2 separate regions of the Mus musculus genome follow, and region 1 is linked to region 2. A link is a loop called in an ENCODE intact Hi-C map of the cell type or tissue named here. Cell type or tissue: heart. All regions are shown on one strand.

Region 1 (8,000 bases), 1.5 Mb after region 2:
GCTCAGGGATGCATCTGCTACGCTAGCTCAGAGGCTTAAGCTGGAGGCTGAGAGACCAGCAGTCTCTTGGTCTATACTGTCTCCTTCAGAGAGGCTCTAGCCATCTTGCTAGAGTTCCGAGCAGAAAAGTAGAAGAGAGACAAGGAGAGAGGCAAGGTGGTTTTTTTCCTGCTGAGAGCCATGTTCCCCACAACCTCGGATTCTTCCCAACACTGCCTCTTCTATATGGGAGACAGGAAGAAAGTTTTCAGAGTTGCCCATTTCTGTCACCGGCAGTTAGAGGGACTCTCTGAGAGAAGACCAGAGAACGACTGTTCTGGGCAGCTGGCAGCCTGCCAGAGTCTTCCCTATGGCGCTGTTTCTGAGTTTTATCGCATCTCTGTTCTGGCACTGACCACATCACTGTCCGTCAGAAAATCTGCTCGAGGTGTTGATTTCTGCTTTGTGTACAACTACATGCTTAAACATTTAGTAAGCTGGGCAAGCCTTGTGTTTATCTGTCATGTCTCCCGGGTGGTACAGCCCACTGTAACCTGCGGAAACTACTGTTCAAATGCAGCCTTGCCAGGGATGCCTGCTGCACAGCTGTCAGGGGATTTTCTGGATTGGGCTTCTGCAAAGGTTAAAAATCTCTGCTTTGGAACGTCCTGTCTTGGCCATATTGAGCCATGCACCATGGATTTTCTTCTATCCCTCTCCACTTAGTTTTTGAGTTTCTGGATTTGAACTTAGTATTTATGTAACTTATGTACAAGATTTCAGGGCAGTTTGCATATTTTAAGCCCACAGATCTTTGACTGAACCATGCAATCATGACAGAGGTGCCCACCTTAGCACACACATGTGTGTGGGAGGTATATGTGTGTACACACATGTGACTGTCTCTGTCTGTGCATGTGTAAATGTGTAAATGCCTGGGAATATGTGTGTTTGTGTGGATGTCTGTGTACATGTGTGCATGCCTGTGTGCATGGCACACATACACATTTCCACATGTGCATTTATGCCCTTAAGTAACTGCATTGTGAAGACGCCTGGAGACAAAAAGATGTGAATCTAGGCTCAACCAACACGGTGGAAACTCAACAGATATCAACTGTGGCTTCTGTACTAATCAAGTCAGGATCATCTAGGCATGGTGACCCACATCTGTAATCCTAGCACTCAAAAGTCTGAGGCAGGAGGATCATGAGTGAGAGGCCAGCCTGGGCTATACCATAAGATTCGCAACACATGCACAAGCACCCACAAACACATATACACACATGCATACTCATATCTGCACATAGGCATATACACATGCAACATGCACAGACACCCCGTGCACATTTACAATGCTTATTTTCACATGTGCAGGAGCACATGTGCATACAAATACACATATTCCCTGACTTATGCACACACAGATGCACATCCAGAGCTTCCTCACCATGCTGTTATTTAAGGGCATAAATGCCCATGAGGAAATGAGTTAACACATCTTCAGCTAGCTACAGATCTTTTCAATAGTTAATTTGGGGGGAATAAGATATGGAGGTGACTCTATGATACCAAAATAAAGGTTTCCAGAGATGCAGGGTTTTGGGGGGAGAGGTTTACATCTGCACACCTTGGATGAGGCAACGTCTTTTCTTTCTAACAGAAAAGTTCACTTTTTAAAAAATAGACAAAAGACTTGAGGTGGGTGGCTCAGTGAATAAAAGCGGGTATGGTGTAAGCAGGCAGACCTGAGGACCTGAGTTCAAATCTCCACTACTCGAATGAAAACCAAGTAAGCCAGGCCTGACCGTGTGTACCTGTGACCAGCACTGGGAGGCAGAGAGCTGGACCCCAGTGCTTAGTGGCCAGTCATTGAGTTGAAACAGCAGGCTTCAATTTCAGTAAGAGATCCTGTATCCAGTCAGTTAAAAGCAGAGCTGTGGAGAACACCGCATACCCTGCTCTGGCCTTTGCATGCGTACACAAGAATGCACACAACAATAACAACATTTTTTAATTCAGGTTTTCTACTTTATAGAAAAAAGAATAAAATATTTATGACCCACATTTTAAGGTTAGAACATGGAACTTGAAGGCAGTTTGGTTTCGCTGTACCTAAGCTCAGTGAAATGGACAGAAGACGAGCAAAGAAAGAAACTTGGGACCAAGGTCTAGGTGTTGGTCAGCCCCTCTTCTGCAGTCTTTTGTGCCCAGGCAGGCATGGCTTGGCATGCAGGTTGCCCTCCAACTAACATTTGAGGGCAGAGATATTTGGGGAATCCTTTTTTTAAAGTGTTTGAAGACAAACTCAGCATTTTACTTCCTAAGGGTCTCGAGTGTTAAGAACTGGACATTTCATTGGCCTTGCGGTCTCTGGCACTTTAGATCCTGCTAGAACTTCTTGGCATCGAGGTGACCGTGCCGGCTGGATGGTGAGCCACTTCTGCTCTTTACCTTGAGACATAAGAGGAAACCAAGAAGTCAGGCTGACCTCCCAGTTGCTGTAACTGCAGAGTAGTATCTGATTTCTGTGCTTTTTTTTTTTTGGTTACGCTGCTATGACCCAGATTTCCCGTGACCTTGAGGGACCACTCTCAGTCTGACCAAAGCATCTTGATAGGAGTTCTTCGTTTCCCATGTAACCTTACACAACCTTGTGATTTTTCCCTAGACCCGAACGACTCTGGAACAGGCACTGCAGGCGGAATAGAGATCTAAGGAAGCAGTATGGAGAATGACTTTCATGTCCTGCAGTTCCATTGAGGCCGCTGTTCTTGCTGTTTTGCAGGTAAAGTAACTATTTTTAAAAGATAACAGTCAGACCAAAGCAAACTACTGAGCAAGAAACCTATCAGTAGTAACACACCCTTGCCTCAAACAGAGCCTAGTTAACCATGCTGAGACAGTGTCCTTGGACATAGGATCGTTGTGACAGGGTCCTGCAAAGGCCCTGTCTGAGGATGTTCTGTGTGTTCACATTGCTGTAAAAAGCTCAGGATGGCTTTGCTGGTCCTTTGGAGTGACATTTCCAAACTGAGGTTCAATACAGAGCCACCACACAGAGTCACCCCTAAAAGAGTGGGGTCTGAGAGGAGAGATCCACAGAACATTACTGGCACTGCCACATGGGGCACTGGTGCTGCTGGGCCTCTGCTGGTGAGTGCCCGCCTAGGTGCCTTGGAAGAAATTCTTTGGCAAGCAGTCTTTCAAAAAAAACGAGGAACCACCTCTAAACATTAACTACAGCAACAACCTTCCTGTCCCTCACAGTCAGGGAAGATCTGGTTCTACATAACTCTGAAACCCCCAGGGAGAATTTCAAAACTTCAGTTGAAAATTACTGTCAACAAAAACAATGTTGCTAAAGAGTAAAGAATGAATAATGATTTAGAATGTCAGGTACAGAGGATAATGGCTGCACTGCTTCGGGGAAAATAAAACAAAAAGTTGACTCTAGGTTTCCCCCCAGGAAACCATTCTTCTTATGGAGGTCGTAAAACCTGACGTTTGCAGACCAACATCTTTCTCCTACCGCTCTTTCATAGGCATTGTGTCATAGGGCCTACACAATAGCATTGTAGGATAGAAAGCCTATTATCCTGCTTAATACTTGGGGCATAAAGACTTGCCCATGGTTAATATGGTGCTAGGTCACTTGGGGAAGCTTTAGATAGCAGAGCCCAGACTAGAATGTGGGGCGTTTGGCTTTGTACTGCCAAACAGCTGCAGTGTACCAGGGGTGAATGTGCTTGGCGCTGGCGATGGAGGGGTAACCCTTCGAGGACCTCATGTTCCTATCTAAAGACAGATAATAATGCAGCACAAATGAGCTGTGGCAATGGCAGGAGGAGGAGGGAGCGTGGGGGACAGGAGTATGGGTAGGCTGGAGAGATCTGAAAAAGGTAGTCAGAGCGAACCCAAGGGAAGGTTATGGTTGTTTTTCTACAACTTGAGAGCCTTAGCTGGCCAGGGCCTAGGGAAAAGTAGTTTTAGATTAAGGAACAACAAGAACACAGGTCCTGAGGCCAAGAAGAGACTGGAGCTTTCTTCAGAAGACTGGAGTCACCCAGAGCTCACGAGAGAGTGGAAGAACAAGCCAGGCTTGTGTAGGAAAGGCTGCTGATTTGTTCTCAGGGAAGGGTTTGGCCAATAGGGGGCAGGTGTGGAGGCGTGGCTTAATTACTCCTGAAGCGTGGACCGGAAGAAACCAGGGAGCTGAGTGGGAAGCGGTTTCTCATGCAGCCGAGGTTGAAGCGGCTTGGATTAGAGTGACCCTGACAGAGTGGGAGATGGGAGATGGCTTAAAAATACGTTTGGAGTGTAGAACCATATTCCTACAGTATAGGGCTAATATGCCTTCCCAGTATGAAATCTCTTCACCACCTAGAGATTAATAAAGACTCTTTAATAATAAGTAGCACACATCTGGCTCTGGCTAATGCACAGAAGGGAGCTGGCCCTGAACAGAGACCCCATCACCTTATACAATTGCACGGCCCAAGTTATTCTTGGAGCAATTAAATATGTTTCACAAGGACAGGAATCCGAAAGTTTGGTTTTTTGGATGAATGGGGAGGTTTAAAATGTAAAATATTGTTATAGTTATCCTGACACAGACCAGGGATGCTTTTCCCACACAGCTGTTAGCCAAGGCGCAATTAGCTTTTCCTGATAAGACAATCCAGGGTGTTCCATTAGCTAAATTCTACTTTGGTAACTTAGTATTTCCTAAGCAGGCTCAGTAGATCCTTATAACACCATTGGTGACTCCAGGTTCCTTTAGACCACTGAGAGACTGGAAGGGCAGGGCTGAGCTGTGCCTAGTGATAAATAGGCCATAGTTGAAATTCCTGGCTCTTCTATATATTACGAGCTAAAGTAAATTTTATATTTCCTATGACTCATTTTCTCATCTTGAAAAGCAGGAATAATGATTTGCTGAACAGTATAAGTAAGAAAAGACAAATAATACTGACATTCTTCATGGGTCACTAAGAAGGGACAGGGATGTGTCCATGGACTCCCGACATGTTGTTTTAATAAACGAAATCCCAGTCATGCCATTTTACCCATGAAGACTCAGGAGCCAGATACTGGGGTGAAAGCCTGCTAGTCAGAGAGGCAGAGAAAGCAGCCAGCTGCCCTTCCTCCTCCTCTGACATCCCAGAAGGAAAAGCCCCTCCTCCTTCGCCACACTGTCTTAAAAGCCCTTCAACTCAAAGACCTGCCTTCTCTTTCCTGGGTTTTCTTCCATTGTTCACTGCTTGTCAAATGGTTAAGCAACTATGCCTCTTGCTTGACCTATCTTTGACTTTATTTAGCTCTTGCTTACAGAAAGCTCTTGAGACAACAAGGATTTTCCAGGTCACAGATTTGGGGTTCACAATGTGACCAGATAGCCTGCAACACTGACAACATGGGGAATATTGTTGACTTTGGGCAAAACTATCTTAGTAGTGAGGAAAAGGGACCCAGGTTATGTTGGATGCCACCATGAGGAACCCTTATAAGGAACAGGAGATCCTACCCTCTGTGGAGTCCCTTAATGGACACCAATTGGCTGGATGCATGTCACTACAATCTGAATGTGTCCTTCCTAAAGTCATGATGAAACTTAACTGTCAATGTGTTAGAATTAAGGGTTATAGCAGGTTAGTAATGCCTTGAGGGCAGTGTCACAAATGGAATTAGTGACCTTGTAAGAGGTCCCACACGTGTGCCATTCTGACTTCTGCCATGGAAGAGCACAACCGTAAAGTGCCATCTTGGAAGCTGGGCTGTGCCATCACTAGATGTGAATCTGAACTTTGATCGTGGCCTCCCAACTTCCAGGACCATGATAAATACAATTCGTTATTGATAAACTCCCCATTTTATGGTATTTTGTCATAGCAACAGGGGCAGACTAAGACACACATGCAATGGAGAAATTATGTTCCCAGCATCCCAAGACTGATAATGAGGCTCTATGACAGGCGGGTTTCTTTCAGGGAGGGCTGCGGACCTAGTCACCTTTAAAGCCCTTTCACTTTTAAGACTGTACATTTAGTTTCTTTGGGAATTATAGATTTAACTAAGTCTTGGTGAAAAGGACCTAGAAGGAGAAACTCCGTTTTGTTGTTGTTGTTCTGGTGTAAAGCTTGTTGGCTGCCGTTAGAAAGCCCTTAACATTTTACAGACTCGGGTGAGAAGAGGACTGGTCACATAGGTGTTGTGAGTGACAGAAATGAGTAGGACAGCCTGCACAGTGAGGCCACTGTTAGGGGTGAGGGCAGGGCATGAAGGACATGGTGTCCATGGAGTATCTTGCCAACGTATGGACCACTGCAATGTAAGCTCTGTTTTTCATTTCCGGCTTCTCTGACGTCCTGAGTTTGGTTGTTTTGTTGTTTGTTTTATGAAATAAGAATGAAAACCCCTTGTCTCTGCCTTGTAAAGACTGTAGTTACTTGTCTTTCCAGGGCCATCTGTCTTCACGTACATTGCATTATTGGCCTAGCCATGAGGCTCTTGTATTTTACATAGGTACTGTGTTTGCCTACTTCACGCTGTGACAGCTATTTTCCTTGGCAGTGTTCCTTCGAGGCTAGAACAACGAGAGTGTGAGCTTATGGAGAACCTGGCCTTCTGACTCTTTAGCACAGCTCTTGAGGTACTGTGGAGGCGGTACGGAAATATACCAGAGCTGAGTCACCCTCCCACCTAATGGTCCCAGTCCAGAATTTTCTGTGGTCGGAAATGAGCACGCCATCATGTAGACTCGATGGCCTCACTGTGATCAGGCTCTGTGGTCATGCATACAGCTGTTGGCCATCAGGGTCCCTCTGTCTAGGAGGACATTCGTTTTTTATTTATTTTTGTTTCTTTTTTTTTTTTTTTTTAGTGTATTCATCTTTATACTTCTTTCCTTATGTGGTAAATAATGTCTCTCCTTTGTAAGGCTTTAGAAAAATATTCTGACATTCCCAAGTTAATAAGCTTTTCATATCCTATTTTTCAAGTTGACATATAATAAAACAAGGGGGGGGGGATGCATTGAGGGAATGTTCTCTGCCTCAAGGGAACGTCCAGAAAGTTTTCTAAAATATTTAGGTATTCTCAGACGGCCCCAACTGCATAGCAACAAGATGTGAGCCAGGCATCACCGGTGACTGGATCCCTAAAATTAGCTTGTTCCTCCTCCTCTGAAGGAGCCTACTGACTGAAAACGGATTAATCTCCCGATCAGCCCATCGATTGCCCTGGGCCTAGCGTTTCAGTCGGAGATGTGACTTATCGCCTATGTCCCCATCGGTTAATTCTCCATGCAGATTCTTGCTCAGACGGGCATAGTTTATCATGAGTGGAATTCATCTGTCTCTGTTTCAATACAGTTATGTAAGGCTTCCAATGGGAGCATCAGTGAAGAGCTAAACCATTATGGAGAATATGGAGAATTTGTCTTTGTGTATGCAAGCGATGGAGTTACACAGAAGGCTGAGTAGGTCTGAAAGCAAGGCTTCCTGCGCCAAGCTCCAGCGCCTTCCGCATCAGGACCTTGAATGGTTTGAGGATTTTACAGACTTTCTTTTTAATTTGAGGCACTGGTAAAAATGGATTTAAAGTTGGGAAGACTTGGAGTAAGAAGGAAGCCCATTACTCATAAGGAATGGCCATCTCTGCTCACCTGCCTTGACCTGAATGTACTAAAGGAAAAACATCTGGGAAGGCGCTGAGAGGGTCCCATGAAGCTTGGGGCTCACCATCATGGAGAAGTCTCCCTAAGGAGAGATTTCTGCCCTTGCTCTTGGGTAGGCATTTATCTGTCTCATGTGCCACAGTCTCTCTTCTCATAAGAGACGCTGGCAGTTACCAACTCATTAGTCTATTGAAGGGGCCGAGATAGAACAGCATTCTGAGTAAGTTCGTGTCCACAACAGTGCTATTAAGTTAACACAGAGTCTGGGGTGGAGGCTGTCAGACACTGATTTTAAATTGATCCTGTGCCGGGCATGGTGGCGCACGCCTTTAATCCCAGCACT
Region 2 (8,000 bases):
ACGCACATCCCCAAGACCGATCGACCAGGGCAACAGCTCAAAGCTGGACATCTCTCAGGGACAGCTTATAAAGGCTAAAAACACAAAAACACAAGGAGCTCATACACAGATGTTGGAAGTGCTGCCCAGGGGTCAACCCTGACTCAAGTCATTTTAGACATAACAGTTCATATTGACCTTTAATTTGATGGGGCCTTCAGGAAGCTTATAGTTGTGGAATTTCTTAAGATTAACAAAGCTTATAACATATGGAACAAAACTGGGTATGTGGTCAGCATGACCCCTACTCCGAGTCAAGTTATTTTTCTGTGCCAATGACGGACAGACATATTACGGCAACAATATGAAATAGTTGGCAGGCAAGGAACCAAATGGCTACAGCTATGCTGGGCGGGGAGGCTTCAACATATGTGTCCTTTCCTCATTGTATACTCTTGATATCCTTGTCCAAGTGGAGTTTGCTGTTCTTCTTAATGGGCCGGTATCTCTCCTTATGCCAGGACCACAGCTGACAACTCTGGGGTCTAAATTTTGAAGTCAATAAGTTTGATGCCTTCTGGTTTTGTTTTTTTGTTTGTTTGTTTGTTGGTTGGTTGGTTGGTTTTGTTTCCTTCAAGGTTTTTGTTTTGTTTTGTTTGAGGTTCCATATTAATTTTAGAGTTGTTTTTGTATCTTTTAAATCCAACATAGATTTTATTATATTAATGGAACGATTTATACTCATTAAGATTATTTTTCAGCGGTATTAAAAATCAGAGGGAGCTAAGTGAATCTGATTTGCGGACCTAGTGTGAGTCAGACTTTGGATGATACTCTCATGTTTCAGCTATAGAAGATCTCCAGTTGAGAGAAACTACACGTTTGGGAGGTAGGGCTCGAGCGATAACAAGCTGAAGTATAATCCGTACATTAGTATAATCTATTTTCAAGATATGAAGATTATTGGGTGTTTTTTTGTTTGTTTGATTGTTTGTTTGTTTTTTTAAATCCCAAATATTCAATTTACCAATGAAGACTCAAAAGCCAGATGCTAGGGTGAAAGCCTGCTAGCTCAGAGAGTCAGAGAAAGCACTAAGCTGACCTTCCTCCTCCACCAATGTCCCAGAGGGAAAAATGCCTTCTTTCTCCTTCTCCACACTGTCTTAAATGGCCTTCAACTCAAAGACCCTCCTTTCTTCCTCCTGTCCCCTTCCTGTTAAATGGTAGCTTGCTCAGCCTCTTGACCTATCTTTGACTATATTTAGCTCCTGCTTACGGAAAGCTCTTTGGGTTAAAGGTGTGTGCTAGGGATGAGCCCACATTAAAACAAAACCCCAGCTCACAACCTTGTGTTTCACAATGTGGTCAAATCCGGCAACAGAAGATGCCTTCAGAAAAGAAAAAGTAAAAGCAAGCACTGAGTGGCCACGCCCTGGTCCCTCTGTCTGTAGGTTGTGGCCACACCCTGGTCCCTCTGTCTGTAGGTTGCCCCCAGTTCTGGGAGCTTCACATAGGCCACCAAAAACTTTGTGTCACCATCAGACAGATGAAAACAAGCTCAAACTTACATTCTTAAAATCTTCACCCACAAACCTGTAGGCAGAGGTCAGAGGCCAGGGCAGAAGACTGTCATAACAACATTCCCTTGAGAAAAGGGGGAAAGCAGTTTCCATGAAAGGTGTTTGTAACTGGCAGCAGTTACTGCTTCCAAAACACAGCCATCTCTAAAACAGTTTAGCCTTTTCATAGAGTGAGCTATAATATCCATGCATTGTGTTATACACTAGAGCATGGTGCTATTTCTAGATAACAGACTGACTGTACGGTAACATTTCAGTAAACCACACAAACGCAAAACAAAACCCACATGGGTTCAAAGAGCTCTTTGATCATAAGCTTCCTTATCTATAAACGGTAGAGTATATGCTAAAAATTACTGTAGGTGTCAAACAGTGTAAGTAATGCAGACAGAATAGATGTAAATGACAGCTGTGGTTAAATTACCAATTCTATTTCATGTCTTCATCACCAAAACTAATGATAATATTTTTGTAAGAGGCATACATGGGATATGTTTTCATATCATTATTAAATTAGAATGAATGACTTCATATTAAAACATTAACTGACTTTAAAAGCCATGGCTAGAAAATTAGAGGACTAGATTAGAATCTAATTGCAGAACTGCATTTTAAAAGATGAGCCAGGAATGGGTCCCATTAAAGATTATGTGCATGACAGAGGAGCTGATTTCATCACAAGAAATGGTGAGAGTCAGAGTGGAATAAAACTGAGAAGAGAGAGGAATGGGAGCGGCTGATGTTACAAAGCAGAAAGAGGGGGAAATCAGGGCCTGCCAAGGAGGAAGCAGTTAGACCCTTATCAAGCATCGCTGAGTGAGATCATGTGTCAAAACTGAGACGGTTAGGACCAAGAAAGTGTGGCTAGCAAGAATGCATCTGAAGGGCACTGATGGGAGAGAGAAATGAAAGAGGTAAGGTTTGCCCAGATTCTCACCGTGAGCAAGAAGCCAAGCCCACACCACAAAGTTGCCTCTGTATCCAGCCAGCTGATGAATCCTTCTCTGAAGACATGGCGGGGGTGGGGGGGACACTCCTGGAAATGAGTCAGGACAATAATAAGTTGGGGCTTTAAAAATAACTAGACAAGCAGCAAAAAGTGAGACGGCACAGTCCCAGGCTGGAAGCAGCGGATCCGTCGCTGTCAGGGAGGCCGCACATTGCTCATCTTTGCGCAGGTTCCCTTGACTTCGGAGTGACATTATTTCCTCAGCTCACTTCAGGCTCCCTCTGAAATATTCCATGACTAACATCCAGTCCAGAGATTACAATGAAATGCCATCTCATATGCCTCACTCCTTGCATCAAAGGGAGGGGTACAGCAAGCTCCAGACCCAGCAGTGTGTGTCACTGAGCAGTGGTGACGTGCACTGGGATATGACATCACCTGCAGAATCTGCCTCTTCCCTGACAGAGGAGAAATAATATGCAAAGAGTTGTGCTTCTGCTGTCTTAAAATAGATCTAAAGGACAGGAGTTTACAGGAGCTTTTGAAAAGGACAAGAACAGAGAAAGATCTAGGTAACAATTAGCTATCTGTGGTATCTCCTTGTGCAGTGTCCCACCAATGCATTATACATATACATACACATATACATACATATGTGTGTGTGACAAATAAGACACCATCAATATCGATTGCCTCAGGCAATTGCATGGCTCAACGCAATACTGTGTAGTTAGTATATAGACAGCAGTCTGTGGGAAAAATCAAAAATTTCAGGCTGAGGGTAACCCTAGTTCCAGACATCGAGAAAGCCCTGCACCGGAACCTACATACTGAATATTTCCTACACTCAACCTCAGGAGCCAGAGAAACAATGACTATTGTCCTTTTGAGCCACTGAGGTTTGAAGAGCTAATACAGGCCCTCTCACTTCTAATCCACATTCCCTCACTTTCCCATAGGGGATCTCCAACTTTTCCAGCTATATGACAGCTTTTGTCTGTAAAGCCCTTGACTCAGTCACCATCTGTATCCATGCATGGCCTTCTTCCAAGACAGCTGCTTCCAGGCTGAGTCAACATCTGTAAAAACAAGATGCCTGGTGCCTAGCTGGGCTTGTGGGGGAAGAAAATGTGACTAAATGACAGATGCCGGTAGCCTCTAGACCTCAGCCCTGTGGCCAGCAAGCCCTCACCAGTTGGTGCTAGAACTCCAAAGCATCATGAAGCACCCTCCCCTTTTCTGTGCTGACATTTATGTTTCTGATTGTCACCACTAGGCCCATTTCCTCTCGGACACCTGGGGAAGGAAGGCAATATCATGTTGTGAAATCAGGGTTAGACAATATAATGGCTATCCTGATATATTCATTCGTGTGTGTGTGTGTGTGTGTGTGTGTGTGTGTGTGTGTGTGTGTGTATAAAGCCATACAATATATAGACAAACAATATATAGAGAGAGATTATATAGTAATATTGTAGAGATAGATAGATAGATAGATAGATAGATAGATGATAGATAGATAGATGATAGATAGATAGATAGATAGATAGATAGATAGATAGATAGATAAATAATCTCTTTGTATCTCATGGTTTCAAAACAGATCAGAATGTTGATCAACTTTACGGTTAAAAAGTAAACACCAAGATCCAATGGAAAGGCTCTTTAGTGTCCAAAATTGTAACAATTTGAACAACAAAATAAGGTAATGTTAGACGCTAACCTGGTGTGTAGAATAAACTTCCACAAGCCTTGCTAGTGTTGATGAATGATTGAATAAATTGTAAGTGGAGAAACAAGACACAGAATAATCCCAAATCTCTTACACAGAATACACAGAAAACATTCATGATCACATTCTTCAATTGTGGGCATTAAATTAGTGATTTCTTTACCAAAAGTATGGGAAGGGTGAGCTAGGGGTAACATTAACAATAAGAAACCCAACAGAACACTGTGTCACCTGGATCATGGCTGGTATCAGTAATCAAAAATCATACTGAGGTACAACCCTTGATATAGCATGATGAAAATGGCAGAGATTTCACCTCTGAAACCTTCCTCTTTCAAACACTGTCAACCCCACAAAGAATCTGAGAAACTGTCACATCCAGAAGTAGCCCAAGAAGACATAAACATAAAAGCAGACCCTAGATGGGACCCTGGAACAAAAAAAAAAAGCATCAGGAAAAGCTAAAGAAATCACAGTAAAAGCTAAAGTTATTGGGGTGGGGCTTGTTTGTTTGTTTTGCTATACAGAAGATTTTTAGTTTGATGGGGCCCCATTTGTCAATTGTTGGTCCTATATCCTGCACTGTAGGAGATCCGCAAAGGCAAAGGCTTTGTGTTCTTTCTTCTATATTGACCTTTGCTTCAAACCTTAGACTGTGTGTATTTAACTTGGCGTTAAAGAAGCCAGAAAACTGGAAAGGGGCCATTGGGGAGGGTAGAAGACAGATTTGATGGATGGGCTTAGTAGAACGCAGGTGTTATAAACATGAGAGTAATGGGGAGTAGAGCTTTAAGTGGGGAGGGGAGGATAAATGAGAGGTTATGGAGGGATAACTTATACTAAGAGTATTGGGGGAGAAGCTTTATATAAACCTATTATTTTATAAGCTTCCAAAAACTATCCATATTTTCTTATAGTGTGAGTGGAGTCACCCTACATGGAGCATGAAGATCTTCCCAAAAGCCATTGTTTGTCAAACCAAAAAAAGCCCAGTGTTGAATGTAGGATTCCTCCCTTTGAGTTGCTCGTGTGAGAAAGAGACCCACCCCTAAATCAATACAGGCTGATCGACGCCATTGCTCTTGTTTGCCACCAGAATTTGATGGTAAGATGTTACAGGATATTTGATCATATTATGAGATGGTAGGCTGGAAAACCCTTTTCTTCTTATGGTGTGCCTCGGCCGTAGCTCATACCTTTAGCCCAAGAGCTTTCTGTTTATTGTAAACAGCTTGCTGTGGTGTGGCTCAGCCCTAGCACACACCTTTAAGAGCTAAAGTCGAGGACTTACCCTTGAGGTGGAGCAAGCTATCAGTTGACAGGGAGTGAACAATGGAAGAAAACCCAGGAAAGAGAAGGCAGGTCTTTGAGTTGAAGGACTTTTAAGACAGTGTGGAGGAGGAGGGGCTTTTCCTTCTGGGATGTGAGTGGAGTAGGAAGGGCAGCTGGCTGCTTTCTCTGCCTCTCTGACTAACAGGCTTTCACCCCAGCATCTGGCTCCCGAATCTTCATGGGTAAAATCAAACTTTTTTTTTAAACAACAGTAAGACCCCACTGCTGAAGATACCACACACTTTAATCTCGAGACATGAAGAAATCAAGGTAGCTTTTACCTGGAAGTTTCCTCCCTGCCAGCTAACGTTCGCATTGAGAGAAGATGCTATACAGGCCACGGGAAAGGTATCAAGAGTCTTACACAGCTGTGAACCCCACTAGCCACGGGAAAGGTATCAAGAGTCTTACACAGCTGTGAACCCCACTAGCCACGGGAAAGGTATCAAGAGTCTTACACAGCTGTGAACCCCACTAGCCACGGGAAAGGTATCAAGAGTCTTACACAGCTGTGAACCCCACTAGCCACGGGAAAGGTATCAAGAGTCTTACACAGCTGTGAACCCCACTAGCCACGGGAACGACAAGCCTGAATATATTCCCACGAGTGCAATGTGGTGTAAGTGTTATGGGAGTAACTAACCTCTGGTCAGATTTAAAACCAACCCCACCAGAGGAAACCCATTCCTGGCTCTGTAACCTGGCCAACGACCAGGGGAGTCCCTGGTCCCTAAGGGAGAACTTACTGCTATTATTTTGCTAACTGGACATGATCCAAAGCTACCTTCCAAATGCTTATCTGTGTGCCAATAGATTACCTCAGCTCCCATCAAAGAAGCTTCCTTACACAAAGTGGATGATGGTTAATACAGAGCTGGTGGGAACTGGGAGTGGGAACAGAGCTGATAAAGGAGGCGGACCAAAGTCTCATACAATAGCTAACTTTATTCAGAGCATCAGGTAATTTAAACTCTGAGGGTCTGAATAAAGTTCCCATGAGTTCAAGTGGTATACAACCATAGGGACAAGCCACACTCAGCAAAAATGTCCTTCCATAGAGGCACATAAAGGATACTATTTAATTGAATAACATCAGCAAGCAATAGTGAGCAATCTAAAGTAAACTCACTCCTATCCACCACTACACCTGGGAGAAGCATAAAGACAGACTCCGAAAACAAGCCTGTGTCTCGAAAAAAAAAAATTTCTCACAAGCACTCAGAATTCCCCTCACATGACCCCATTCTTGGGAAGTGTTCCGACAACTCAAACCTGCCATAGTGCAGAGAATAATTGTCTGTGGAGTGTTCAGCCATAACTAGGACCACCGTATAACATGTCCTTCCCTCAAGACTCAGGGAACATTGCAGAAGGTTTGATCTTACAATGGGACAGAATTACAATTCAGAGCACGGGAAGGACTTCAGCAAAACAGTGTCTTCTGAACTTGACAGGGCCATGGACAAATGAGCTCACAGAACTCACCTGTATAAGACCTGTACACCATAAAACCAGTCAGGGCCATGGACAAATGAGCTCACAGAACTCACCTGTATAAGACCTGTACAAGATAAAACCAGGCAGCACTCCACCATGAAGTGGGGAGGACCCATGAGGCCCCACATCCCCAGCTGTTGGAAGTTGATGGCTGCCAGAGTGTCTGTTTTCTTCAGTGATGTGGCCCCCAATAGGTTGACCACACTTCAGCACATGGCTCATACCTGTGCAGAGACTACTATACTAACTGGACTCACTGGATTTTTTTAAAGACATGGAAGTAACAGGATCATGTGATCCAGAGGCATTGGTAGAAGAGAAGAATGTGATCAAAATCCACTGTGTACATGTATGAGATTATCAAAGAATTAATTTTAAAATACTATTTTGTAAATTGTCTCTTGGACCACCAAGATGGCTTAGTGGGTAAAGGTGCTTGCCACCAAGCCTGAAGACCTGAGTTCAATCCCCACAACCCTTATATACAGTGGGAGGAGAGAAACCACAAGTTGTTCTTGGTGCTGCCTCCTTGCTGAAGGAGAGAAATCTGTTAATAGAAATGTGAATGGTGTTTGCAAAGAGTAAAAGCGGTATTGAGCTCAATACATCACCATGATTTTAGAGGCATAGGTTTTTTATATTATAAAAACCACCATAATAACAACAAAAAACATGCTCATGGCTGGATCAAAAAAAAAACCAACTTAAAATATAGAAAAACCCCTCATACTGCCCCTTTAATCCTATCATGAATATACACCATGGTTAATGCAGCATTTATCTTTTCCAGAGACTACACATGCGAGATTTTCTTTACAGAAATGAGGCCATAGGTCACATGTTTACAAAGCAATTCTTTTCATTTCAAGTCACAAAAACATCTGTGTATGTATGTGTGCACTCCCTTACATTATCCAAATGGCTGTACAGC

Evidence for each region. Hi-C counts contacts between places; a loop is a spot of excess contacts. Peaks named below come from ENCODE experiments on the same cell type or tissue, not always from the same donor. Only the 100,000 strongest peaks of a DNase experiment are listed, where the experiment ranks them.
Region 1: it touches region 2 in a loop (19-fold over the local background); 2 of 42 quality-filtered maps call a loop at or near these places.

What each region holds. Positions count from the first base shown.
Region 1 is chr13:96,933,230-96,941,229 of GRCm38, forward strand. It overlaps Gcnt4 (glucosaminyl (N-acetyl) transferase 4, core 2 (beta-1,6-N-acetylglucosaminyltransferase)), which reads left to right. Exons shown (of 3, transcript NM_001166065.2): 2 at 2,651-2,767. Among named protein-coding and RNA genes, the nearest start is that of Gcnt4, 13 kb to the left of the region's middle. In heart, no CTCF peak of the experiment used is centred here; no DNase peak of the experiment used is centred here.
Region 2 is chr13:95,448,118-95,456,117 of GRCm38, forward strand. No RefSeq gene overlaps it. Among named protein-coding and RNA genes, the nearest start is that of Crhbp, 7.3 kb to the left of the region's middle. In heart, no CTCF peak of the experiment used is centred here; no DNase peak of the experiment used is centred here.